Linked DNA regions of Mus musculus: region 2 is linked to region 1. A link is a loop called in an ENCODE intact Hi-C map of the cell type or tissue named here. Cell type or tissue: left cerebral cortex. All regions are shown on one strand.

The links. A loop is a pair of places that touch in the nucleus more often than their neighbours do. Peaks named below come from ENCODE experiments on the same cell type or tissue, not always from the same donor. Only the 100,000 strongest peaks of a DNase experiment are listed, where the experiment ranks them.
Region 2: a loop joins it to region 1, with 8 times the contacts of the local background. A loop is called at or near these places in 14 of 42 quality-filtered maps.

The regions. Positions count from the first base shown.
Region 1 is chr15:43,529,696-43,537,695 of GRCm38, forward strand. No RefSeq gene overlaps it. Among named protein-coding and RNA genes, the nearest start is that of Gm41316, 30 kb to the left of the region's middle. In left cerebral cortex, a CTCF peak has its summit at 2,489 (motif pointing left); DNase peaks (open chromatin) are centred at 2,562 and 4,730.
Region 2 is chr15:42,959,781-42,967,780 of GRCm38, forward strand. The region is part of intron 1 of Gm46505 (a long non-coding RNA gene); the gene reads right to left. Among named protein-coding and RNA genes, the nearest start is that of Gm46505, 19 kb to the right of the region's middle. In left cerebral cortex, a CTCF peak has its summit at 3,106 (motif pointing right); a DNase peak (open chromatin) is centred at 3,139.

The sequences.
Region 1 (8,000 bases):
ATTGAGGGATGGTGCTGCTAGGTACTAAGATAGAAGGCTGCAGTGAGCAGGACTCTTGGAGTGGTCAGTATGAAGATCGGATCGGCAGGCAGGAAAGGATAACCAAGAAACAGACCCATAGCTGGATGGACATTTGATTTTCGAAAGTACTGTTTGAAACAATGTGTTGGAGCAACTTTTAAAAGTACTCTGGAACAGTTACAGATAGTTAACAAAACAGCATGTGCTTTTATTTGGAGGAATTGGGTGGGATCAAATCCAGGGCCTTGACCTTGAACCCACACTTAGGCAAATGCTTTATCAAGTGAGCTACGCCCTACTAATTCTAGCATTTTGTGTTTTTGAAAGGTAATCCTGAGAGCCACTGAAATTGGAAACCCATTGTTATACTAAGTTGGTGGACAATGGAGACTTGTTGCTGTGGAGATCTGTATGTTTCATTCTTTGCTGCTTAACCTTTTTTTATGTTAGTGTTTATTGTATTATATTTTTCTCTTTTCGCTTTGCATCTTTTTTCTTTTATTTTTAACTCAAACTTCTTTTTACCACAAACCTTTTACCCCATGTATTTTATATTTTGGAGTATTTTTTTTCTTTTTAATTTAAGAATAGTTTATCACTTTTAAGTAACTATCACTTTAATTTCTCAGAAGTTAAGGTTAATTATTTCTATTTATGTTAAGTGCCCTCAATATCATGAGAAACATTAGACATTTATAAAGTAGCCTATTGATATTCATATGTAAATATTTTCCTGTAGGTCTATAGGTACACATCCATATACATTCATAATTGCAGGGGTTTTTTGCAACAAAATATTATCATCACCATAATGTAGGGAAGATACATGCTTTGTATTATAGTATGCAATACTGCTGCTCCACACAAAATAGCACAGCAGAAAGCAAGAATACAGAGTTCCTTAGCCATTGTTCTTGTACAGCTTATAGTAAATTTGGATATCTCTCAAAAACTAAATTAGAAGTAACCTTCATTAAAAAATGAGTGAATTCCAGTATGATATTTGCATCTCTATTGTTCACAAGAATATAAAAACTGTAAGAATTTAAAATTCATTTTAAAAATCTTATGTATATGGATGTTTCACCTGCCTTATTGTCTGTGCACTACATATCGAAGCCTGAAGAAGGCATCAGATTGTCTGGAGCTGGAGATACTGATGGTTATGAGCCATTTGGGTGCTGTGTATCAAACTCTGGTCCTCTCAAAGAACGAACAGTATTCTTAACTGCAGAAACATCTCTCCAGTTTACAAAATTCATTTTTAAGATGTTTAGATATGTGAGAAAATTCTCTACTTCTATCAAGTTACTGTGTAACTTTGGTGAACTTCCTTTAGCAAGGAAGTCACTATTAGGGAAGCTTATACAGTAACAGTAAAAAAATTATATAACAGAATGAATTAGAAATTTTAAGAACTGCCCATCAAATGTGGGATAAAGTATTGAGTGTCCTTTGTGACTTGAATTTATTTTCGAGTACCTCTTAGGCAAATGGGTTATGAATTACATGGAAGGGTGAGTGTGCCACATCTTCTGAGACCCCTTGTAGCTTTGGCTGTCCACAGCAATTGGCAGTCAAAGTGAAGGTCTCCAGAGTGCTAAGAAGGAACCACTGCTTTCAAATGTTCAGCTCAAATGACAACTGGTTTTGGATCTAATTTCAGTTTCCTGGCCTAACTGTCATTCTTCGTAGGTCAGAGAGGACCAGAGAAAATACAGCCCCATTGTTTGGTAACCCCTCAGTGACTTAAAACAAACTACTGGAATACAGATGCCTATCATTTTTGTAATTAAAATATTAATGAGGGGAATCAGGGTAGTGAGAAAATGTTGAAGATACATATATATTATGCGTGTATGTACACACACACACACACACATCTTTCTAAAAAGAACTTAAAAAGAACTCCAAATAGTACCTTCTACATGGTAACAAACAAACGATTGATCACCAGTAATAATCAAGATTGTGGGTAGCAAACACACCCTCCAGTGTCAGGAGCTCAGTTAGTGTGTCTAACAAGCCACCTGGTTGTCCAAAAATATGTTTTGTGAACATGTAGAATAATTTTGAAATAGAGTAATTAATGATGTATATTCCATATGACTCCAATTCCTGCACACACAAAAAAACATTATTATAAAGATTAGAAAGAAAACTGTTTTAAAGGTTAAAGAAATCAGTAAAAGGTGTTCAACAAAATATTTGTTTTCATTTTGAGGTAGGAAGCTATAGACTTCACATTCTTGATCATATTCTTTAGCTTCCCACAAGGAAATATTGACTATTCTACAGCATATTTTGTAGCATTAATAGCATTATATCTATAGTTGATATGTTAAAAATATCAATTTTAGTTGATTAGTTAAAATTCATAATTTAGTAATTATTGGTTTGAAATAACAAAGCTTTCATGTTAAGTTCTATACTATTTCACAAGCCTGTAGAAGTACGCCACCTAGTGTTTACCTTTTTTAAATTCTAGAACCCGCAGGCTAGGTTGGTATTATTTTTTTATTATTTTAAAATTTATTTATTCACTTTACAACCCCCTATCAGCCCTTGATCTCTCCTCATTCCAACTTCCCCTTCTCTCTGGAGAAGCCCCTGCACATCAAGTCACGGCAGGACTTGTCCCATCTTCTCCCACTGAGGACAGACAAGGAAGTCCATTTAGGGGCAGTTGATGTTATTTTAAACTACAAAATGTGGTCATGATTTATTCAAATCAATCCAGAGGTTAAAATAATTGTGGAACATTGTTATATATGTGCTCTAGCTTTTTGACATCAGACTTTCCTAAAGTTGTTATATATTTGATGGATGTTTTTCTTATTTGATTATCCCAATTCAGCAATTCACTTAACATGCCAACTTGTAGTAAATAAGAAATTAAGTTCAAGAGTTACAAGTTTTAAAGCCTTAGGATTAATTTGAATATATGATTATTAGTTAAATAATGTGAATAAATCAATACTTATGTGTATGTCTAACAAGGGCAGCGTCATTTATCCTTGGTGTGTTCATTGAGTTTATAAGTGTAATTGTATTAATTGAGGTCCTAGTCATTGAATATTGTCTGATGATGGAAATTTGCATTTTGGATGCACATTAGCCTGTATTCCAGTAGGAAACATTTTCAAATGTTAATACAAATGTAAATTTAAAACCCTTTGATTTGATCCCTGTGGCTTTTCAAGTAGTCTTGTGGTTTAAATCTGGAATAGTACCATAGGCTCATGTGTTTGAACACTTGGTGGCCAGTCGATGCTGCTGCTGCTTTACAAGTTCTTGGAACCTGTAGAGGGGAGCACTTGGAACCTGGAGGAAGTGCTTGTCTTGGGGCAAGACTTGAGATTCCATAGACAGGATCCCTTGCTCACCACCCTCTGCTTCATAATCATTTAGGCAGTGTTACCTCATGTTCCTGCTGGCATGCCTTTGCTGTGATAGACTGTATTCATTTCTAAAGCATGAACATAAAAAAAAATTAAAACAACCCTTCTTTGAATTTTCTTTTGTCATAGCAATGAGAAGAGTAACCAATATGCAGGCAGACATGCCCTGGAACAAAACGTCAAAACCTAAGGAGGGCTGGTTTTAAGATTTATTCATAGGGATGAAGTGTTGAGAATTGGTTCTAATGCTTTGTCTTAATTCAGCTCCCCAAATCACACAGGAATCTGCATCTCCAGATGCTAAGGGTCCCTATCCTCAATTGGTTTTTGATTAATCAATGAAGAGCCAAAGGCCAATGGCTGGGCAGGGTAAAAAAAGTAGAAGGACTTTTAGGATTCCTGGGCAAGAAATGCAGAAGAGAGAAGGAAGAGAAGTGCCATGACACTGAACCTGATGAGATTTCGGAGCTTCTGAAGAGAATCGTCCAGCAGTGGAGGTGCAGAAGGAAGGCAGCCCCATGGGAGGGCTGCCCAGAGGGAAAACAGGGCAGGAAAGGTACAAAACAGGTTTAGAAAGTGTTAACTGAGAAATACCAGAGGTGAGTGTGTGCTAGCTGAGGAGAGGTTTGGAAGCACCCAACCATTGAGCTGGTCATGGCGTATCAAAATATAAAGGTTGAATGTGTGTCTTTCATTTGTGAATCCAGAAAACTCTAACAGTGTTAGAAGTGTGATCACCACTAGGACCTCAGAACAGATTAACAATTCACCACTAAAATAAAGGTTTTTAATGAAGATACTGTTGCTTACGATGTTGAGTTCTCTAGGCTGTTCAACTAACTGGACAGTGCGAGAGAGAGAGAGAGAGAGAGAGAGGGAGAGAGAGAGAGAGAGAGAGAGAGAAAAGCATTAATATATACTAGAGATTGTGATAGAGATTTCATCAACATCGATAAAAAAACTTTAAAATTTGAATCCTGAGCTACTTACAACTACCAAAATCCTCAGTTCTATCTTTGAAAAAAAAAAAAATCCCTATTCCTCATAGTTCTTACAAATGGCACTTGTAAGAGCCGCAGTTTTTTTACTTCACGATTGGAATGTTTGAGGGCAGATGATACTGCTTACAAGATGGGCCACACTGAGTTCAGGTTGCTTGCTGAAGCAGCGCTTTCGTTCTCTGGTGGTCTCTATCTATGTCTTCTACCAACAAATGCAAAAGCTCCCAGTAAGAATGTCTCCTTTCAGTTTCCCTTCTCCTCAGGCATATACTTGTCCTAAAGAGAATGCTTAGGAAAGTGTGCTGACCTCATATTTTGTCTCCATGCCAACTGATGTCCACAAGGAGTAGCAAAGAAGTGCTAAGCTTCTCAACACTCAAACTGAGGTTATCAGTCTGTGAATTTAAATAGCAACATTTGAAAGTTATAGGCTAGGTTTATTTTTAATTGATTATGACAAATTTTGCTTAGAGCCCAGCAGGAACTCCTTGACAGCAGCTTACATTTTGCAGAAATTCAGAGTGAAAGATTTATGAAATTTCCCAATCTGCTAAGAATATGAACCAGACAGAAAAATTATCCACTAAGTTATAGTAAATGTCAGTGGCTTTAAAACAAAACAAAACAAAACAAAAAAACCCTTTAAACCCAAATTTATGTTTTAGTTCTAAAGGATATATACATTTTATTTATAATATTGCCTTATGGCTTTATGGTACCCAGAGTCTCTTGCAGTTGCCATGGGGAGCTCTGTTGTTCGTCAGTGCAGAGTTTTCTGCTTGGCACAAAATATATTTATGATGGCATCTGTGTTTGCTGGTTGTTGCATTTGCAGTGGAACTTGTATTTCAGCCAGTTGAAGAGAAGGGGAAAGAAAGCATATTAAACTTGACTTCTGGGCAATGAAACTGAAGCTTCTCGTTACTTGCATTGATTCATTCCAAGAACACAAAATGTAGCTGCAGTCGTGTTCCCTTGTTCTATACATGAGGCAGGCTTTTCTAATAATATAAAAACCCAGGAGATCAAGAACACTGTACTCTGTCAGTTGACAGGGCACTGGCTTTTAATTGGAATTTTAATATGGGGAATTAGTCCATATGGAAATTCTGAATTTTGTTTGCTTATTGAAGAGGAATCATCAATATCATATAATGCATCATTTACTTTAAACAAGGGGAACCTTTTTCAGATTTTTAAGGCAGGGTTTCCCTATCACCAAACCTAACTTTGAATGCTCGATCCTTTTCCCTCAGCTTCCCAAGGGCTGGGATTACACGCGTGTTGCTATATCACCCAACTGCAACTGAAAATCTAAATAAACTATCTTAAAAATTCAGCTTTCAGTTATAATGAAAGAACCAAGATAGGAAATGACAGTTAATTTATTAGAGTCTGCGATTTTTTCTTAAAAATAAATTTTGTTTTAGATTTACCATATATTGTTCAATCCAGTTTTACAAGTTTGGCTTTGTCTACTACATAGCCCTGTTTGATCATCATCAGACTATCATCAGGCATCCCAAGAGCAATCAAGACTATAGAAACACTTTAATATGGGTCCTTAATATAAAGAATTAATGCTTAGGTATATACATTATTTTCATTGTAATTTTGTAGATTTTTAAAAATTTCAATGTTTGCAGTATTAGAGACAGCATTTGATTCAACATGAACTTACAATGTTTCATGTCACAGATATGGTGGTACATATGTGTAAAAGGGGTGATAGTGATATCATTGTTGCACCTTGCTACTGAGGTTGTAGTCTACCAGGTCCAGACAGCTTTCCTGTGCTTGGCGGAAAATGGAATACTCCCTTTTCTTAGAGGGTCTTCATCTTCTCCACGACCTGTGGAGTTTGACCCTCAATCTTCGACCTGAGGAACGTCTCTCCATGGAAATGAAATATCCCCAGAACCTTAAGCCTCAGCCAATGAAACTCAGCCAAAGAAGAATCCCTTCCCTCTCTCTAAGTTTCCTTTTGTCTTGATTCAACCTGAATAAAGTGCATGTGCATAAGCTGTTTCACTGACCCTCAGCTAAAAGAGCCGCTTCGTTGAATACGGTATAAGAGCCGGTATAAGCGCCTGTAATACTAAAATCCTAGGAGAAGGCCTTCTCCTTGCTACATCCCCTGCCAGACCTGGATCCTGCCAACCCATCCATTTTAGACTGCCTGCCATTCTTTCCTACCTGGTATGCAGCAGTACCTGGACACCACAAGGTAAGAAGTGGAAAATGGAGCCACAGATAATGATCTCATTCTTAGATTTTGCCCTCAAGGAGCTTTCTTTTAGTATGAAAGATAGTCAATAAGAAAGAAAATTCTTCTTTTTTTTTTTTTAAATCACTAATCAACTTTCCAAGATGTCAATGTAAGAGTGAAAGTCCAGCATCTCATAACTGAATGCTTATGCAGCACCTTCAAACGATAATGAAACTAAGGGTTGGGAAATTTTGTGATCCCATGTGGGAAGAGTTATGCTTTTCTTATTTATTTATTTATTTTTAAAGACAGGTTTTCTCCATGTAGTCCTGTCTGACCTGGCTGGAATTTGCTATGTAGACCAGACTGGTTGTGAACCTCTGCCTCCCAAGTGCTAGGATTAAAAGTATATGCCACCTTCCCAGCATGTCCCACCACTGCATGACATGCCCCATTTATAAGGAGGAGAAAACAAAACATTTTAAAGTGATAGGTTTTATGTCTTTCTTGCTAGGAGCGAGGTTAAGACCCAGAATTTGTATAGTAGAACAGGAAATTCCAATATACTTTAAAACATATAAGAGATATCTGTAATTTCCATCTACTATAAAGTACCTGTGGGGCAGTTTTTTTGTTTGTTTGTTTTGTTTGTTTTTTTTTGTTTGTTTGTTTGGTTTTTTTTTTTTTTCGAGACAGAGTTTCTCTGTGCAGCCCTGACTGTCCTGGAACTCACTCTGTAGACCAGGCTGGCCTCAAACTCAGAAATCTGCCTGCCTCTGCCTCCCAAGTGTGCCACCACACCCAGCTCTGTGACAGTATCTTTATTACTACTACTTTGGAAATATACAACTAAAACCACTGGGGATTTTTGTTATAGACTATAACAGCTAAAGAAAATCTAAAGAGAGTGTTAAGTATGTGACAAGCTTTCTTTTAAAGATAAAATACATGATTTCAAAAGTGACATCAATTCTTACATTTTTTTCCCTTATCTTAGAAAAATGATTTACTGACCATAGTTTTATGGAGGAGAATTAATTGGTTTAAATTTTACTATTGTCTTCTATTTCTATTTTTTTATTTTAAATAATCATGCTCATTCATTAAAATATTTATCTCTGCTCATTTGAGCACTTAAAATTCCATGGCAGTGTTCAGTAAAGTCTGGTAGTGGTTTTCTTGTGTGATAGAACATTATGAATCATAATTTTCTGAAATAATAAAAGAATCTTAAAATCTTATATGTAATAGATTTTATGTGCTACTGATTAGAAGGTTACTTCTGATCTTTTTGAACAAATAACCTCTTTCATAATACTGCATGATTTTGATACCTCAAGTATTTAAGCTTATTTTCTGGTTTTTTTA
Region 2 (8,000 bases), 570 kb before region 1:
CATTTTATATGTCTGGTAAAATGGTAATCTCTTTCAGGCAACTGTAGGTCTGAGATTCAGGATGGATAGATCATTGATTCATTCATCCTTATATACAAACACTTATGATATATAGATGTCATGCTTTGTTGAGAATAGCTTACAAGGAAAAACAGAAGAATGCTTGTAGTGTTAGTTACTGTTCTATTGCTATGAAGAGACACCATGACCAGGCTAACTCTTAATTTTTTTTTTGATTGGTGACTTGCATATAATTTTAGAGAGTTAGCCCATTATCAATATGGGACACAGACAGGCTTGAATTCCATTGCCTAGTTACTTTTTGAATTTCGTTACATTGGTGTACATCTCAGAAACCAGACAAGGGCAGTAGCTGACAGCTTTATATATTGCTCCTCAGGCAGCAGACAGAGAAACAGACACTGAGCCTGGCATTGTAGAGGAATTTTAACCCAGCAACATGGCTGCTTTGGTAAGGGATCACATAAAGGCTTATATGATACATCTGGAATGCAGACATGTTCTGGATTACAGTAGATCTGGTTGGAATATAGACATGCTCTTACTACACACCTTTTAATCACCAACAGCAAAGGCAAGGGTTAATTTGTAGAAAGAAGCAACCATGTTTGAATGTGACATCTAATTGAGGGGCAGACAAAGTGGTGAATCAGAGAAAGATTTGACAGAATGAGTCAAAGATAGGATATGACCAACTCTCACAAGAACAAGAAAGAAGAAAGAGAGGCTACTTAAGAACAGCACAGGGAGAGACAATGAGCTAGACACAGGTGAAGACAGAAGAAGCCAGAAAATGAGAATGAGCCAGAAGTTTAGCAAATATTGCCATAGTTAGTATGAGACAAGTAGAACAATTCAATCAGCAACAAGAGAAGCCTGGTTGAGTCAGTGGCCTTGGAAGGTTAGATTGTATGGAGGCTAGATGCATCCAAGCCTGTGCCTGGGAATAGTTAGGACAGAGAAAGAAGTGCCCTGGGCTCAGCCTAAGCCGTATATTCACATAGCTTGTGCATGGCTCTCATCTCAACCCTATTTCCTCTCAAGAAAATAAAAGTGACCATTTACATGACATGAACTTTTGAAACCTCAAAAGCCATCCTCAGTAACATACTTCTTCCAAAAGGGCCACACCTTCTAATTCTTCCCTAACAGTTCCATTCCCTGGTGACTAAGCATTCACATAGATGAGCCTATGGGGCCATTCTCATTCAAACAGCCATGCCTGTGCTTGAGGGACTGTCTTCATTTCAGAACTGGGCAGTCCAATACGTCTTTCTGGGTACATGGCCTTATCAGGAATACAGCTTCACATGTGTTGTGATTTACCACAAAGGCTATACTATTCAATGAAATGGGATCCACAATGTTTAGTGCTCAGTAAGAGTCCTAAGTTAAGCTATTTGTCCAATCTTACAAAGGGGAAATGGCCAGGAACATTGATTCTGGGACTCCTTTCAACTCTGCTTTTTCTCTCATCTTCTGTATAGTTTAGAGGGGAGTTCCTCATAAGGCAGATGGTTTATAGTCCCACATGAGTCCCAATTCCAGCACAGTCTCACATGTTTTGAGGACACATTTGTTGGTTAAATCCTTTCTCCTTTCTGCACCTTGCTGGCTGTAGTGTAATCCCATAGCCAGAAAGGACAGCATCAAACTGAGTGAGTAGGGCTCAAAACTTTATAGACTCCTCTTTTCAGACACTTCTCTTGGTTAGAAATACCACTGGCCTCCAGTTGCTAATATGCTCTAGCCTGCAGAGCTTAATGCAGCGACTGGCCCTGAGAGAGGGTCTCACAGTTAGAAAGGATTCATGCCACAGGCAGAATAAGAAATTAAGAGCAAAGCCCAGATTTCTAACCAGTACTTTTCAGCATTATCTTTTATTTTCTCTTCATTTTGTTTTTGTTTTTAATGTTTATTGATGCTTTACCTGAATGTATGTCTGTATGAGGATATAGACATTATGGTAGCTCACACCTGTATGTCGGAAGCCCTAGACAGGGGTGACCTGCCATGATTGTGTGAGTTGCCATGTAGGTGCTGGGAATTGAACCTGGGTCCCCTGGGTCCTCTGGAAGAGCAGCCAATGCTCTTGACTGCTGAGCCACCTCTCCAGTCCCAGCATTAGAGCTGTAATAGCTTCTATTTATGTCTTGTTATGGCCCAACAATGGCTTGCTACATGCACATTGTTTGTATTAATCCTCACCAGTTCCTCACAGGGTGAAGATAACTTTTGTCTTTGTTTGACAGATAAAGGAACCGGAACTTAAAGAGGATAGAAAGCCTGGACACCAAGTGCCAGGAAAAGAATGAGAAAGTGACTAAGCCATTCAACGGAACAAAATTCCTGTGCATACAACATTTTTTCAAATGAGGTTTCAAAATGTGCTGTGTTCTTCTAAGACTATTCTTTAAGCCATTCAGTATAAAGGTTTCTTCACCCATTTGTTTGAATAGTCAGTAAGTTCAGTATATGCTGAATACTAAATGGGAGTTTTCATTTACAGCTATTCCTAAAGGGACCTGATTCTAGGTAGAACAAACATAAGTTATTTAAATTGTACGCTAATTTAATAGTGAATGTGGTCATGCCTCATGCTGAGCCACAGATGATTTTCAGTGATAAGAAAATATCAAACAAGGAATACAAATGAAAAGGACATGCCGGGAAAAGTATGGGAAAATGGCTATACCTTTTGATATAATTCAATGAAAATTAAATTGCTTTTAGTAGACAATAATAAAATAAACCAACCAGAATGACTAGACGGGAGAATGACTGCTCGATTTCAATTCATAAAAACTTCAAGTGGAATGAAATGCCAAGGAAAGTGATTATTTTTTTAATGTTGAGAAAACTAGTGGTTGAAAATTTATAAATGTGTGTGGTTTTATTCTTTGAAACTTACCCAGCCCTGTCATGATCTGAAATTTCAACTACAAAGTTCAGCCACCAAATATCCTCTTTGGTGGAAGTCAGAATGTAACAAAAATAAATAGAATCCCCGCAAAGTTGAATGCTTCAGGTTTAAAACCAAGGAGGGGAAATCTGGGTGTACATTTTGTTCTATACCGACATTAGCCACTAGATGGCGAGATATGATGCCAAATAAAGGCAGCAGAGGCCTTTAAAGCGAGGCAGTCGGCCGAGTTTGAGGCAACTGAGGGTTTAAACCGTGCTGCCTGCATGGAGAAATGATTAAGTTACCCTGCTTTTAATCTTTTTACTACATTTTAGTCATTTGGTTTTTTTGTGTTTGTAGGGGTGGAGAGGCGCGTGGGAGGCAAGTGGTTAGTGAACAGTTCACAAGAGTCCTTTCCTACCATCTCGGGAATGGAGCTTAGGTCGTCATCAGGCTTGTTGATATGTGCCTTTACCTGCTGAGCCATCTTGCAGGCCCAGAGTACTTAATCTTTTTTTTTTTTTAATTCTGTATTTTTTTTTATTCTCTCATTTATTTAATTTTAATATTTTTATTACATATTTTCCTCAATTACATTTCCAATGCTATCCCAAAAGTCCCCCATACCCTCCCCCCAAACTTTCCTACCCACCCATTCCCATTTTTTTGGCCCTGGCGTTCCCCTGTACTGGGGCATATACAGTTTGCGTGTCCAATGGGCCTCTCTTTCCAGTGATGGCCGACTAGGCCATCTTTTGATACATATGCAGCTAGAGTCAAGAGCTCCGGGGTACTGGTTAGTTCATAATGTTGTTCCACCTATAGGGTTGCAGATCCCTTTAGCTCCTTGGGTACTTTCTCTAGCTCCTCCATTGGGAGCCCTGTGATCCATCCAATAGCTGACTGTGAGCATCCACTTCTGTGTTTGGTAGGCCCCGGCATAGTCTCACAAGAGACAGCTACATCTGGGTCCTTTCGATAAAATCTTGCTAGTGTATGCAATGGTGTCAGCGTTTGGAAGCTGATTATGGGGTGGATCCCTGGATATGGCAGTCTCTAGATGGTCCATCCTTTCGTCTCAGCTCCAAACTTTGTCTCTGTAACTCCTTCCATGGGTGTTTTGTTCCCAATTCTACGTGTGCACATTACTTCTATCTTGACTTTTTCAAATTCTTGCCTAGAAATACTCAACTAAGACCCATTTCATTGCCAGGCTTAGATCCTGACAACTTCTTCTTTGTCAATTGCCTTTTTTAAAAAAAAATGCTTAAATTATTCATATATGTATGTAGGCATTTTATTTGCATTTATGCCTGCATTCCTGGTGCCAACATTGACCAAAGTGTTGGAGTCCCTGAAACTGGACTTACAGATGTCTGCTGAAAATTGAGCCTACGACTTCTGAAAGAGAGGCCAGTGCTCTTATCTGTTGAGCCATCTCTCCATCCCGTGTCAACCTCCTTTCAGAAGTTCAAGTCCATCCTACTGTTTGACAGAATCTCTTAACATTAGCTGTTACTTTTCTTCTGTCCTATTTATTATTCGCGCGCGTGTGTGTGCTTGCACGCGCGCGCACACACACAGTCCATATCATCTCCATCATTCATCTTGGCTTCCTCTCAAGTCCCTTCATCCTTGTGTATCCAAATTGTTTATCCGCTTCGCTGAGCCCCTTTGCAGTCACTCGTTCTGGATAGAGCGCTGCTGTGGTGGTTTGAATATGCTTTTTCAAGGGAGTAGTGCCATTAGGAGGTGTGGCTTCGTTGGAGTAGATTTGGCCTTGTTGGAGGAAGTATGTCACTGTGCAGGTGGGCTTTGAGAACTTCCTCCTAGCTGCCTGGAAGACAGGAGTCTCTTAGCAGCATTTGGAATAAGATGTAGAGTTCTCAGCTCCTCCAACACCATGCCTGCCTGGAAGCTGGCATGCTTCTGACATGATGATAATGGACTGAACCTCAGAACCAGTAAGCCAGCCCTGATTAAATGTTGTCCTTTCTCAGAATCTTGGTCATGGTGTCTGTTCACAGCAGTAAAACCCTAACTAAAACAAGTCCTCTGTTTGCCTACATGGCATTTCTGGTAGAATGCTCTGTTTCAGGTCTAACCTAAGCCAAGTAAGTATCAAGATATGAGAGCAACATTTCTTCTTAAAATAAAATGGGTGTGATGGATTATTTTACCTGTCAATTTTGACCGGAACAGAGGGCAACAATGTAACCAGTCAACCTTGATTGAGTGAATCTATGAAGATGTTCTGAAAAGACAGTACACATGAATCCACCACTGACAGAAGCTTTGCCTTTCCACCCTTACAAATGAAAGTTACATATTAGCCAGTTCACTGATCAAGCAAAACAAAGGAGCCCAAGAAAGGAAAATCTGTGCTCTCTCTCTCTCTCCTCCCTCTCCTCTCTCTCTCTCTCTCTCTCTCTCTCTCTCTCTCTCTCTCTCTGTATGTGTGTGTGTGTGTGTGTGTGTGTGTGTGTGTGCTTCACCCCCACTCCTCCTTCCTTCTCTCTCTCTCTCTCTCCAGAGACACCCATCTTCTTCCTTTGCCTTCAAACATTTCTTGTTCTCAAGCCTTCAGCCTTGGGCCTTAAGTTACACCATGAAATTCCTCGGTTCTCAGGCCTTTGAACTTGAAATGAATCGCATCCCTCATTTTCCTGGTTGTCTGGCTTGCAGGCAGTATACGAGAGCAGGAAGAATTATCAGCCAACATTATTGTATAATAACTATCTTTTCTCTATTCTCCTTTCTGCCTTCCTTCCTCTTTCCCTTTTCTCTTCCCCTTTCCTTCTCTCCTCCCTGCCTCTCATTTCCCTTTTCTCTTCCTCTCTCCCCTCCTGCCCATCACATCTCATTCTCTTGTACCCTGGGGAACTTTGAGTAATACAACAGGCCACATAAATGTTCCAGGAAGGCTGAAGAAGTGGGGCTTCAATAAAGTCCAGTTAAGCAGCTTACTCAAAGTTTCTCATCAATAATTGCTAAAAATAGAACCAGAGACTCCTGACACCTGACTTGGCACTCCACTTAGTCAATAGCATCTCTCTTTGATCATGAAATGAAAGAACAGAGTAGCAATTTGGGGAGAAAAGCCTGCCAAGCGGACTTAATCTTTCCCAAGTGCTATCAGTGGAACAAGAAAAGAAAAAAAATAAAGAAAGAAAAAGAAAAAAGAAAAATGAAAAACTTTCCTGCCTAGCCTTCCTGACATTCTATACTAGCTGACTTCAGGAAGACTTTATACCCCACAATGGAATTCTAAAAATTGCAAAGTGCAGGAAAACCTGAGGTTTTCCAAAGAGGCCTTTGTGGGGTGCTCCCAAGAAATATGTGAGTGGCATGTGTTGTTTCATATAGAAGAGCTCACATGATGCTCTCATGAAAGCTTCCCTAAGCAAAGACATCTAACTCATCTCATTCCTACTGTGCCTGGCCAATATTAGATGCTCAATATTTACAGAAGAAGTTGAGATGAGAGGGATGGGAGGAAGAAGGAAGGAAACAGGAAAGAAAGCCTGGAATCTCTATTAAAGGCTAGTATGACCTTGTTTATTCTTTTGTACAGTTGAGACAAATACAAGTCTGAGCTATCCTCAGTTTGACTTGTTTTAGGACTGGCCACCAAACAAAATGATTTGCCAGGTATCTCTACTCTACACTGAAAAATGACAGTCTCCAACATGTTGCTCAAAATTATCATTGTCTGGGGCTAGAGCAGTATCACTCCACCTTCGGTCCCTTTGGAGGTGAGTGGCCCTTTCACAGAGGCAACATATTATATATCCTGCATATCGAGATATGCATATTTGCATTACTCTTCATCACAGTAGCAAAATTACAGTTATGAAGTAGCAATGAAAATCATTTTATGGCTGGGGGCTCACCGCAACATGAGACTCTATATTAAGGATCTCAGCATGAGGCCGGTCAATAGCCACTGGTCTAGAGAGATGAATCAGTGACTGAGAGCATTTCCAGCTCCACATAGTGAATTACAACCATTTGTAACTCTGATGCCTTCTTTTGACCTGCATGGGCATACACATGGCACACAGATATACACACACACAAAACATGCATACACTTAAAAAGAAACTAAGATAATTTTATGTTGTTCACATCCTTTTTGTCCATATCTGTGTCAACTGTGATTTCTTCCTCAGAGGTCATGGGTGTCTGATGTTCACCCTCCTGCTATACAGTGCCTCTCTCTTTTAAAGGATAACAACATAGTTAAAAAAGATACCAAGATTTATTTTTATTTTAATTTATTTTAAAGGGTATTGTTGGGTCTGGGAATTGCCTCACAAACCACATGAATGCCAACCTCAGTGAGACAGGGATAGCCCTGTCTGAGCATATGACCCCAGACATACCAACATCAACCAGGGCCATGGTTCATATTCGGGAACTGAACCATGACCCCCAAGTTAAATCCTAGAGGATTTTGAAGCCCAAATTCCATAAACATCTGTGCCAAGTTATCTCACCAATCAGGATGTAGGGATAGGGTATTCCTTGGGAACATGTCTGTGTTGTATATTTATCCTGTTCCCATTGGTTGGGGTATTCAGCTGTGGCAGGGAACTTGCCTTGTCTAACATTCATGTCTCAACTTGTCTACCAGGATGTCAGTTACCAGGAAAGTCTTGGGAACTTAAACTTTACTCAACCAATACTCAAAATAGAAGCCTTATTTCCAATAGTTTCTAATATCTCTTATGTTGGGGTACATCCCATGGGCAGCTTTACCATAAAAGCTTATACACAGGGGCTGTTGGGTGGTTGCTTGGGCTCCAAGCTTATTTTGGATAACTAAAAACCAGTTCTACTGACTTCTATTGTGATTGTTTTCCTGGAGCAAAGAACATAACTGAGTATGTAATCAATCCTGGCATTAGAAAGTTTCCTAGTAACAGCAGAAACACATGAGAAAGTTTCTGCATAACGGCAGGCTAGCCAAGTAGTAACTGTTAACTAGGCCTTAACATTCTACCTAGATCTTAATATTTTACCTATGTCCTAACCCAGGAAAATTAGGGCATTTATGCATTTATACATATAA